3 separate regions of the Homo sapiens genome follow, and all the other regions are linked to region 2. The links are chromatin contacts, found by Hi-C or POLR2A ChIA-PET in ENCODE. All regions are on one chromosome and are shown on one strand. The core of a region is the stretch at or near the end of the contact, and the rest is flanking DNA. Distances in the headings are between cores, read along the strand shown. Region 1 holds the start of NKD2 (NKD inhibitor of Wnt signaling pathway 2). Region 2 holds the start of CLPTM1L (CLPTM1 like). Region 3 has its middle 34 kb from the start of TRIP13.

The links. Hi-C counts contacts between places; a loop is a spot of excess contacts on that map. ChIA-PET counts read pairs that join two places held with the same protein, here RNA polymerase II (POLR2A). Pooled maps may share reads with other maps.
Region 1: a loop to region 2 is called in a pooled map, with 2.9 times the contacts of the local background. The contact joins the promoter of NKD2 here to the promoter of CLPTM1L in region 2. A Hi-C loop is called at or near these places in 2 of 168 maps with a recorded cell type or tissue (Right ventricle myocardium inferior and cardiac septum) and 6 of 50 pooled maps. POLR2A ChIA-PET finds 5 or more read pairs at or near these places in 2 of 52 experiments (activated T-cell and naive thymus-derived CD4-positive, alpha-beta T cell).
Region 3: a loop to region 2 is called in a pooled map, with 3 times the contacts of the local background. The contact joins the enhancer-like site here to the promoter of CLPTM1L in region 2. A Hi-C loop is called at or near these places in 8 of 50 pooled maps.

Annotation. Positions count from the first base shown.
Region 1 is chr5:1,007,493-1,010,439 of GRCh38, forward strand. NKD2 (NKD inhibitor of Wnt signaling pathway 2) reads left to right here and starts at 1,310. Exons shown (of 10, transcript NM_033120.4): 1 at 1,310-1,590; 2 at 1,687-1,722; 3 at 1,989-2,068. The coding sequence starts at 1,566. RefSeq lists enhancers at 1-571, 572-1,337.
Region 2 is chr5:1,343,535-1,346,472 of GRCh38, forward strand. It overlaps CLPTM1L (CLPTM1 like), which reads right to left and starts at 1,565. Exons shown (of 17, transcript NM_030782.5): 1 at 1,146-1,565; 2 at 817-917. The coding sequence starts at 1,307.
Region 3 is chr5:925,707-928,612 of GRCh38, forward strand. No RefSeq gene overlaps it. Among named protein-coding and RNA genes, the nearest start is that of TRIP13, 34 kb to the left of the region's middle. RefSeq lists a silencer at 1,434-1,493. Within about 2 kb of position 1,410, at least 5 of the 41 ENCODE cell types and tissues checked have a DNase peak (open chromatin) inside an H3K27ac peak, as active enhancers do.

The sequences.
Region 1 (2,947 bases), core at 60-2,559, 340 kb before region 2:
ATGTGCTCGCCCACAGCTCATGTATCTGCGGACAGCCAGCAGGGGAGGCTGCTGGGGTGGGGGGCGGGCCTCTGGTTTAACTTTCCGTTTTGCCACTGAGCAGCCTAGGCCTCTGTAAAATCGTGTGATGGCGGCATCTGCCCCGAGGATGGTCTGAGAATGGGAGGCAGTAATTGGAGTGAAAGGGCTTGGCTGGACGTCAGCTCCAGAGGTGCAAGTCAGCACTGGGCAGCCGCGGAGCTGCGCTGCTCAGCTGTGAGACAGGGCTCCAGCCAGGGGAGTGGGAACAGAGAGACCGGGTGGGACCTGGGCCAGCTTAGCGGAGGCCTGGCAGGGCCGGAGCTGGGCAGGTGAGGGGTCCCGCACCGCCAGCCTCGGAGCTCCAACTCCAGGGACGGGAGCTGCCCTGGCAGAAGGTGGGGTCACCCACTGAGGTTGGAGACGTGGGCGTGGCAACAGCCCGTGGGGAAAATGCTGAGCTAGCTCTTGAAAGGCTGGGGAGATACAATGTATCAATGCAACAGGGCGTGGCAGGGAGGAGAGTCATGGGTAGGGAAGGGAGAAATGTCCCAGAAACAGGAGCAAGTTAGGGTTCCAGGAGGAAGTGAGGGAAGAAGGTTCCTCTGAAGGTAAATAAGGAAGAGAGCCCTGAGGTACCCAGCAGGGTAGGAGGCAGAGAGGGGGTCCAGTGAAGGGTACTGAGGGACGGGTCTCCAGAGCCAGCTGGAGGAGCTTGAGATGAGGCCAGGGAGGTAGCAGCTGAAGCCACTGAGTTGGACACGTGGAGGAGGCAGCGCAGGTGGCCAGGCTTGGGGCTCCTGGGAGGCTCCAACACCCTCAAGGCACAGGTCGGAGGAGACCCTGCTCAAACCAAGGACAAAGTGAGGGGGTGCAGGGCCCTTCCAGCCGGGGCCGGGGGGGGCCAACGCTGGTTCTTCATCAATTTGGAGCGCCAGGAGAGGGCGGGGATCTAGTCCTGCCGGATACCACCCCCCTTTGGGCTGCCCACACCCCCACCCCCTCTCCAGCAGCCAAGGGAGGCGGGTCCTCCCTTTCAAAGGGAGGTGCCCTCAGGCTCCTCTGGAATTGGGGATCCCTTGACCCAGGACGGCCTGGTGAGGGGTCGGAGCTGACTCCCGCCAGGCTCCGCTGCAGCACCTGACCGCCCCCACAGGTGGCCGGGCCGGGTCCTCATCGCTGGTGGGGCTCCAGGCTGGGAACGGGGGTCGAGGCCGATGCGCTGCGGGCAGCGGCCGCCGGGGGCGCTGCGGGGGCCGCGGTTAAAGCCCCGGCGCGGGCGCACGCGCTCAGAGGGAGCCGGGCCGCCGTCGCTGCCGCCGCTGTCCCCGCGCCCTGCGCCCGGTGGCCCCCCACCTCCGCCCCGCGGCCGTACCTGGCGCCCCCTGGCTCCCCCGGCCCCCGCGCGGCGTGGAGCCATCTTCCCTCACCTCCTACCGGCACCCTAGCTTGCTCCCGGCCCATGCGGCCCCCGCGGGCTCCCGGCCCCGGCTTCAGAACTCAGCCCTGCACCTGAGCGCGGGGCCCGGCGGGGCGTGGCGGCGGCGATGGGGAAACTGCAGTCGAAGCACGGTGAGCCGCGGGCCGGTAGGGCGGGAGGGCGGGCGGGCGGGCGTGGGGCCGCCTCTCACTGTCGTTTTCCTCTCCCCGCGTCCCGCCGTGCCGCAGCCGCCGCCGCCCGCAAGCGGAGAGAGAGCCCGGAAGGTGAGCGGGCGAGCCGACGGGCGGGGCGGGGGGCGGCGACCCGGCCCGGGACCCTCAGAGCTAGGAGCCCGCGCGCGTCCTGCCCTGGAGCCAGCAGTGGGGGGACGGGGCCGCGGGTCTCCAGGAGCGCGCGGGACCCCCACGCCTGCCCCTGCGCGGTCTCCAGGCGATGGGGACACAGCGAAGGCGCAGCGCCCGCGGGGCTCACGGCGCGTCTCTTTCCCTCCTCGGTGCGGGTTTCCCGCGCGTCCGCCCCCGGACCGCAGGGGACAGCTTCGTGGCGTCCGCGTACGCGAGCGGCCGCAAAGGCGCGGAGGAAGCGGAGCGGCGCGCGCGGGACAAGCAGGTAGGCGGCGGGGCGGAGGCTGGGGTCGCGCTGCGCACCCGCCCGGGGGCGGGGAGCGGTGTCAGAGCTGTTCCTGGTGCCCGCCCGCGGACAGGCGAGACGTGGGCCGCCATGGCCGCACGAGTGACCGGGGGCCAGGAGAGCCAGTCTCTCCCCAGCCTCCACGACGTCTGGGGCTCCCGTGGGGCGAGCCCTTGCTAGTGTCCCATGCTGAGTGGCGGGTAGGGGAATCGGAATTCCTTGTCCTAGGCTGGGAGCCGTGTGGGGGCTCCATGTTTCGGGCTGGAGGAGCTGGGCGAGTGGGAGGGGCTGGACCTAGACGTCCCGGGCTGGGGGTCCCGGGGAGCGGGAATGCAGTACCCCGGCTGGATGAGCTGGAGGAGTTGGAGGAGGGGTGGGAGCTACAGACCTGGGGCATCACTGGTCATAGCCTCAGTGCTCAATCAGCAAACATGGCCAGAGTCAGAGGCCTCGGTGCCTCCCATCTCTGGGAGGGGTGACCACAGGCCTGCTAGAGGCTCAGGAGACAGAGGGACATCTGCACAGCTGTGGCAAGGCTGCAGAGACTGCAAGGCTGGCTCAAGAGCCAGGCGGCCCTGAGGGTGGGTGAGGAAGGTGCTATGTCCAGGAGCAGAGAACTGTCCAGGTCTGGGGCCCTGGAAGGGCCTGGGGTAAATTAGACCTGCATGTTTGCTGAGCGTGAGAAAGCTAACATTTGATGGTCATCAGTGTCAGTGTGAACTGTATCGGTGCAGACAGCCCCACCAGGTGGCCAGGCCCACACTTGCCCCTTGCTTCCTCCCCCACTGTCCCCAGAGGTCCCCAGACACAGAACATGCCGGGTCACGCAATCAGTTTCCTTTTTGGAAAGACATTGTT
Region 2 (2,938 bases), core at 315-2,814:
TTTTTGAAAGGTGTGGGCAGCTACAACCGAGCGGGCAGCTTGGTCACCAGCACTTCTGGCCTCCCCTTCATGGAGGCAGAGAGAGGGCAGGAACTGGCTTGAGGTCACAGGCCTAAAGAGGCCAGGCAGAAACCGGCTTGCCAGCGCCTCCAGCTACCCCCAGGGACTGGCTGCCTAGAGGGCGTGGAGTCCAGCATGAGTCTCAAACTTTCATTATTCTCTCCTCAGATACCTCCCAGGCAATGAAGGGAAATGGTTGACTTGTGAGAAGCAAATCATATTTAAAAGTATACTTATTCAATTAAAAAAAATTAGGCCATGTCAGATGTAATTTTTAAGATACTCTACATATTTGGACATTGATCTATTCTAACGTCACATGTCACTTATTTATGATTTTCTACAAAATTGCTTCCTCTATCCTCATCTCTTTTCCCTCACAAGTAACTTAAGCGAACTACTTCCACCAGGAAAAGACAAGTTGGTCCCCGGTAGTGAAACTGCAGAGTTGTCTGCTCTCCACTGGTTCACCAAGCGTGGCCCCTGCTCCTTCGGAGCCTCCCCGTCCAGGACATCCCACTGCCATCACACTCTGCTGAGAACTACTTCTTAAACGACATTCATCACCTGTCACCTTCCAGGCTGAATGTTTACAGGCCACGCATAGGCCTCCAGTTAGGATATTCTACCACTTCAAGACATTCGGTAAGACTAGTTCTCTAAAATAAACATGTTATGTACAGAAAGCTAACTTTTAAACAATCTGAACATGAGTAATGTTTTCCCTTTCACTGGCATTTTGTCCTACGCCCATACCTTTCAAATTTGGACTCCACATCAAAGTCTTCCACATTCAAGACCAGGTCGATGTTGTTCTCAGCACCCAGGTGGGACCTCGTCGTGGTGTACACGCTCAGCTGGAAAGGAGGGGGCGTCGAGAGTCAGCTCGGCCAGGCCCTGGCAGGACGCACTCAAATCCCACGGCCAGCTGGAGGGCGGAAGACCTGGCCGCTGGGGAACCAGGAAAGGTTCCATCTCGACTCGCGCGGCCACAGCTCCGAACTGGGACGGGAAGGCGACGTCTGGGGCCTGGAGGAGAGGCCCCCACCCCAACCCGCCCGGCCCCCGGCCCCGCGGACGCTCACCTGCAGCTTGGGCCGCCGCGCCAGGTAGGGCTGGATGCAGTTGGCGTCGCCGGAGCACGGGCGGGTGTAGACGATGCCGTACATGACCCAGCAGGTGTGCACCACGTAGACCACGAACACGCCCACCACCAAGCTGGTGAAGGAGCTGCGGCCGCTCCACATGGCGGCCCCGCGCCCGGCGCCCCCGGCCCGCCCGCCTCTCAGCCGCGAGCCCCGCCCGCCCGGCGCCCAGCCCGCCGCTCCGGGCTCCGCCGCTCACTGGAGAGCCGCCGCGCGCCACCGCCACCGCCGCGGGGGAACGAATGCGCCGCGCGCCGCAGACCGCCGGCCGCCCCGCATGCTCCGGCCCCGCTCCCACCTGGCGCCGCGGGATTCGCCGGCCCCGCGCGCCGCTTCCGGGCCCCGCCGCCTGCCGGAAGTGGACGCGCCGCGCGGCTCCCTGGGAAACGGAGTCTCGGCCGCTGCCGCGCACGCGCATCCAGGATGCGGCGCGTGTGTGACGTTACCCGCCCGCGCCGCCCTCCTGGGGTGCCTCTCAGGGACCCAGGCGCTCAGCTGCTGGGGCCGCGGAGGGCGTTCGCGGGGCGCCGGGGAAGGCTAGGGCCGCGGGGTCCCCGGGGCGCCGTCCCCAACCGCCGACGCCTGCCAGACCACCAAGTGGGGGCCATGTCGACGTGTGAGGAGCCTGGTGGAAGGTGATACTGGAATTCCGGCACTGGGCCTGCAACCCTTTTAGTCCACAGTTGTCAGAATCTAAAGGGAAGAAAAACGAAGTGCTCAGAACCCTCACAGAAGCCGGGCACCTCATCCCGTGTGTGGGTTTTTTCCCCAGTACAAACCCATTGTGGGGACAGGCGCTTTTGAAGAAAAAATTCAGATTCCCGGGCTGAAGTGGCTCCTCACAGCCTTGAACCTGACCCCCAGCTTCCCGCTAAAGCCGAGCGTGCCCAGCACGGCGAGGTCAGCAGAGGCCCCTCGGAGGGCGGCCGGGGGAGGTCAGTGGGAGGCCCTCGGGCAGCCGGTGGATGGGCCGGCGACCTCCCCGACTCCATCAGAAGCGCTCAGTCTGTGCCCTTCAGTTACTGGAGCAGCTCCCGTCCTTTGGCCAGTTCTCTGGAAGGTCGTTTCCGTTTCTGTGTCTGCCACACGTGCAGCACAATCGAAAAACCTTGTTCGACATTTCTAGAAAGAGTAGATGCTACTGAAGACCCAATAGATTGCTGAGGGTTTTCAGAGCAGGGACAATTGCATCAGGGTGCTGGGCTCCGGGAAGAACTCAGAGGACTTGGCTGACGGGCGGATGGGACAGTGATTGGTGCCGAGAATGGGCCAGAGAAGCAGGTCTGCCTGGAGCAGGCACCCGAGGCCGCGTGCAGGGGCGGTCCTGGGCCACCAACCCCTGGAAGCTGGGCCAGGAGCTTCGGAGCCATCCGAGGCTTTTTTCGCTCCTCTCACTCTCATGCACCTAGTTACCCTCCCCACAGAGTCTTCTCACGGCGCGGTTTTCGGCTACCATTGCAGTGGTGTCTGACTACACCCAGTGCCTCTATCGTTCCCCCCTCAGTCTGTTCTCGCTTCTTGGCAAACCTGTCCTTGGAAAGCCCTCTGCTGACTCCTGTTACCCTGATCAAATGCATCCTCCTCAGGAGGCTCGTGAGCCCTTTGCAGGGTGGCCCAAGAGGCATCACGCCCTGCTCTCCAGCCACTCTTGGGGTCCCCTACAGGGCCAGGCGTCCCACACCAGCAGCGGGTGCTGGTCCTGCCACAGTCTGTGCGACACGTGAATGAAGGCT
Region 3 (2,906 bases), core at 160-2,659, 420 kb before region 2:
AGCAGATGTATTATTTATGACTAGAAATCTTTCTCTATTACCTGAGTTATTATTTGTGACCTTGCTCTATCACTTCAGTTACCGTTTGTTACCTAGAACCTTTCTATCTCTACCATTTTCTATCGGAAACCTTTCTTTCTCTATTATTTATGACTAAAACTTTTCTTTATTACATGAGTTATCCTTATGGCCAGAAGCCTTCTTTCTCTGTTATATGAATTGTCACTTATTACTAAAACCTTTATTTCTCTTTTAGCTGTGTTATCCTTTATGGCAGGAAACCTGCCTTGATGTATCTACCTGAGTGATACATGAATAAGGCTTTTTTCTCCATTATCTGAGTAATTTGTGACTAAGCCTCTTTCTCTATCACCGGGTTTATCATGTATTAATGACTGAATACTTCATTATGTGATCAGTCTTTCTCTTCATTTGTGTGGTGGTTGGAAACCCTTTTTCTCCATCACTTTAGTTTGGATCTTTTGTTCTCTGTCATTGAGTTGTCATTTGGGACGGAGGCCGTCTTCCCCATCCCCTGAGTTCCGCTTTATGACAGCACCTCTCTTTCAAACCAAACCCTGTTGTAGTTTAGGGCTGGACACGTTTCTCTATCTCCCGAGTTACCATTTATGATGAGAAATCACCACTCATCCATCGCACGTGCTGTAATTCATGACTAAAACCTTTATTTCACTTGTTCTTCATTTTGGAAGCCTTCCTTCTCTATCACCTGATGATTATTACTGGAAATTTCTGTCTGTGTCACGCGAGTTACGGTTTTCTCTCTGGCGTTATTATTTTTACTGGAAACCTCCTTTCTCTCCCCCGTCCGAGCTGTCCTCGCGGCCGCAGCCTCCTCCTCCCGCCCTGCGGGGGCCGCCGTCCGCGCTTCTTCCCCGCCCGCCCCTCCTGGGCCCCTCGCGTCCCCCTTCCCTGTCACCCGAGCTTCGTTTGTGACTGAAACTCTGCTGCGTCTGTCATCTTGGTGTCCTCTATGAAAACCTTCCCAGAGCTCTTCACACTCCACACGTGGCTTTTATTTAGTGTTTTCTACCTACTCGGCAGCGTTTCCTGGGGAGGGAAGGCACCCAGAGCCTCCGGAGCCACGCGGCGCTGTGTTCCCGCGCCCTCGGCTTCCCTGTTGCTCAGGGTTATTTCTTCCTGCCATCAGCTGGAGAAGCGCTCTCCGAATATTTCCCCGGGAACGCGGACTTGCCGGCCCTGCGAGGCACCCGGCGGGAACCGGCGGAAAGGGAGGAACGGCTGGATGGCGCCCGCGCCTGGCAGCCCCGTGTGCCCGAGGCCAGGAGGGACCGGGCGAGCCTGGGGGCTGCGTCAGGGCCGCTCCGAGGGCGGCTTCGCGGGGACTCGGGCCCCGCCCCAGGCCAGGCAGGGTGTGACCGCCCCCTAGTGCGGGAGGCTGCGTCTACACCCGCGCCCAGGACCCTGGAAGCCACGGAACTGGCCCCACCCCACGCACCGAGTCCACGAAGCCCTCGCCCCCAGCCTCACCGGCTTCCAGACCTGTCCCGAAGCCCTGTTCTCCGCGGCTCTGGGTGGGCGCGGGTGGCGCTGGGGCGACCCCAAATCCAGGCCAGGAGCCCAAATCAGGCCACGACCCCAAATCCAGGCCAGGACCTCAAATCCAGGCTAGGACCCCAAATCCAACCTGCAACCCCAAATCCAGGCCAGGACCCCAAATCCAAGACACAATCCTAGCCCAGCGACCTGGGGCTTCCCTTGGGCCAGCGACTGACTGCACCGGCCCTGCTGTTCCAGCCCCTCCTGGCCTCCCTCCTCCCATCCTTTACCCCAGCCTCTCCCCTGGCCTTTTCTGGCAGCCTCTCCTTCCGGCCTTTGCCCCCGCAGGCTTCACGTCCTCGCGAGCCAGAGCAGGGACGCCTTCACTGGGAGAATCTGCTCAGAGCTGATTTCGTTATCGATGAGTACTAACAAAATATTATTTTACACTGATGTGTTAGTTTTTTAAAAAATGTGCTTAAGCCAGGAGGCTTTTTAGGATATCTTCTTCTACTGCTCAACAGCCATCTAAGAACTTATAAAACGTACATCCAGTTGTGTTTGGGGCTAGAGAGAGTACTGGGTGACGTCATCACTGACATCCTCAACAGATCTCTATTTACAATGCTTAAAAGTTGCTCCAGTGAACCGACAGGTAAGTACTTGAAGACCATCACCGACCTTTAGTGTTGGAATTTCACTCCTGCCTTCATGATGTCCAGGGAGCGGAATACTACAAACAGGTTGATATGCTTTGGATTTGTGTCCCCACCCAACTCTAATGTCGAATTGCAATCCCCAGTGTTGGAGGTGGGGGTCGGTGGGAGGTGATTGGATCATGGGGGCTGATTTCCTCCTTTGGTGCTGTTCTGATAGAATTCTCCTGAGATCTTGTTTAAAAGTACATGACTCTCTCCCCATCTTCCTCCTGCTCTGGCCATGCGGAGACATGCCTGCTTCCCCTTCACCTTCCACCATGATTGTAAGTTTCCTGAGACCTCACCAGCCATATTTTCTCTACAACCTGTGGAAACATGAGCCAATTAAACTGCTTTTCTTTATAAATTATCCAGTCTTGGCCGGGCGTGGTGGCCGTAGCCTGTAATCCCAGCACTTTGGGAGGCCGAGGCGGGTGGATCACCTGAGGTCAGGAGTTCGAGACCAGCCTGGCCAACATGATGAAACCCTGTCTCTACTAAAAATACAAAAAATTAGCCAGGGGTGATAGCGGACGCCTGTAATCCCAGCTACTCAGGAGGCTGAGGCAGGAGAATCACTTGAACCCAGGAGGCAGAGGTTGCAGTGAGCCAAGATCGTGCTACTGTACTCCAGCCTGGGCAACAAGAGCAAAACTCCATCTCTAAATAAATAAATAAATAAACCAG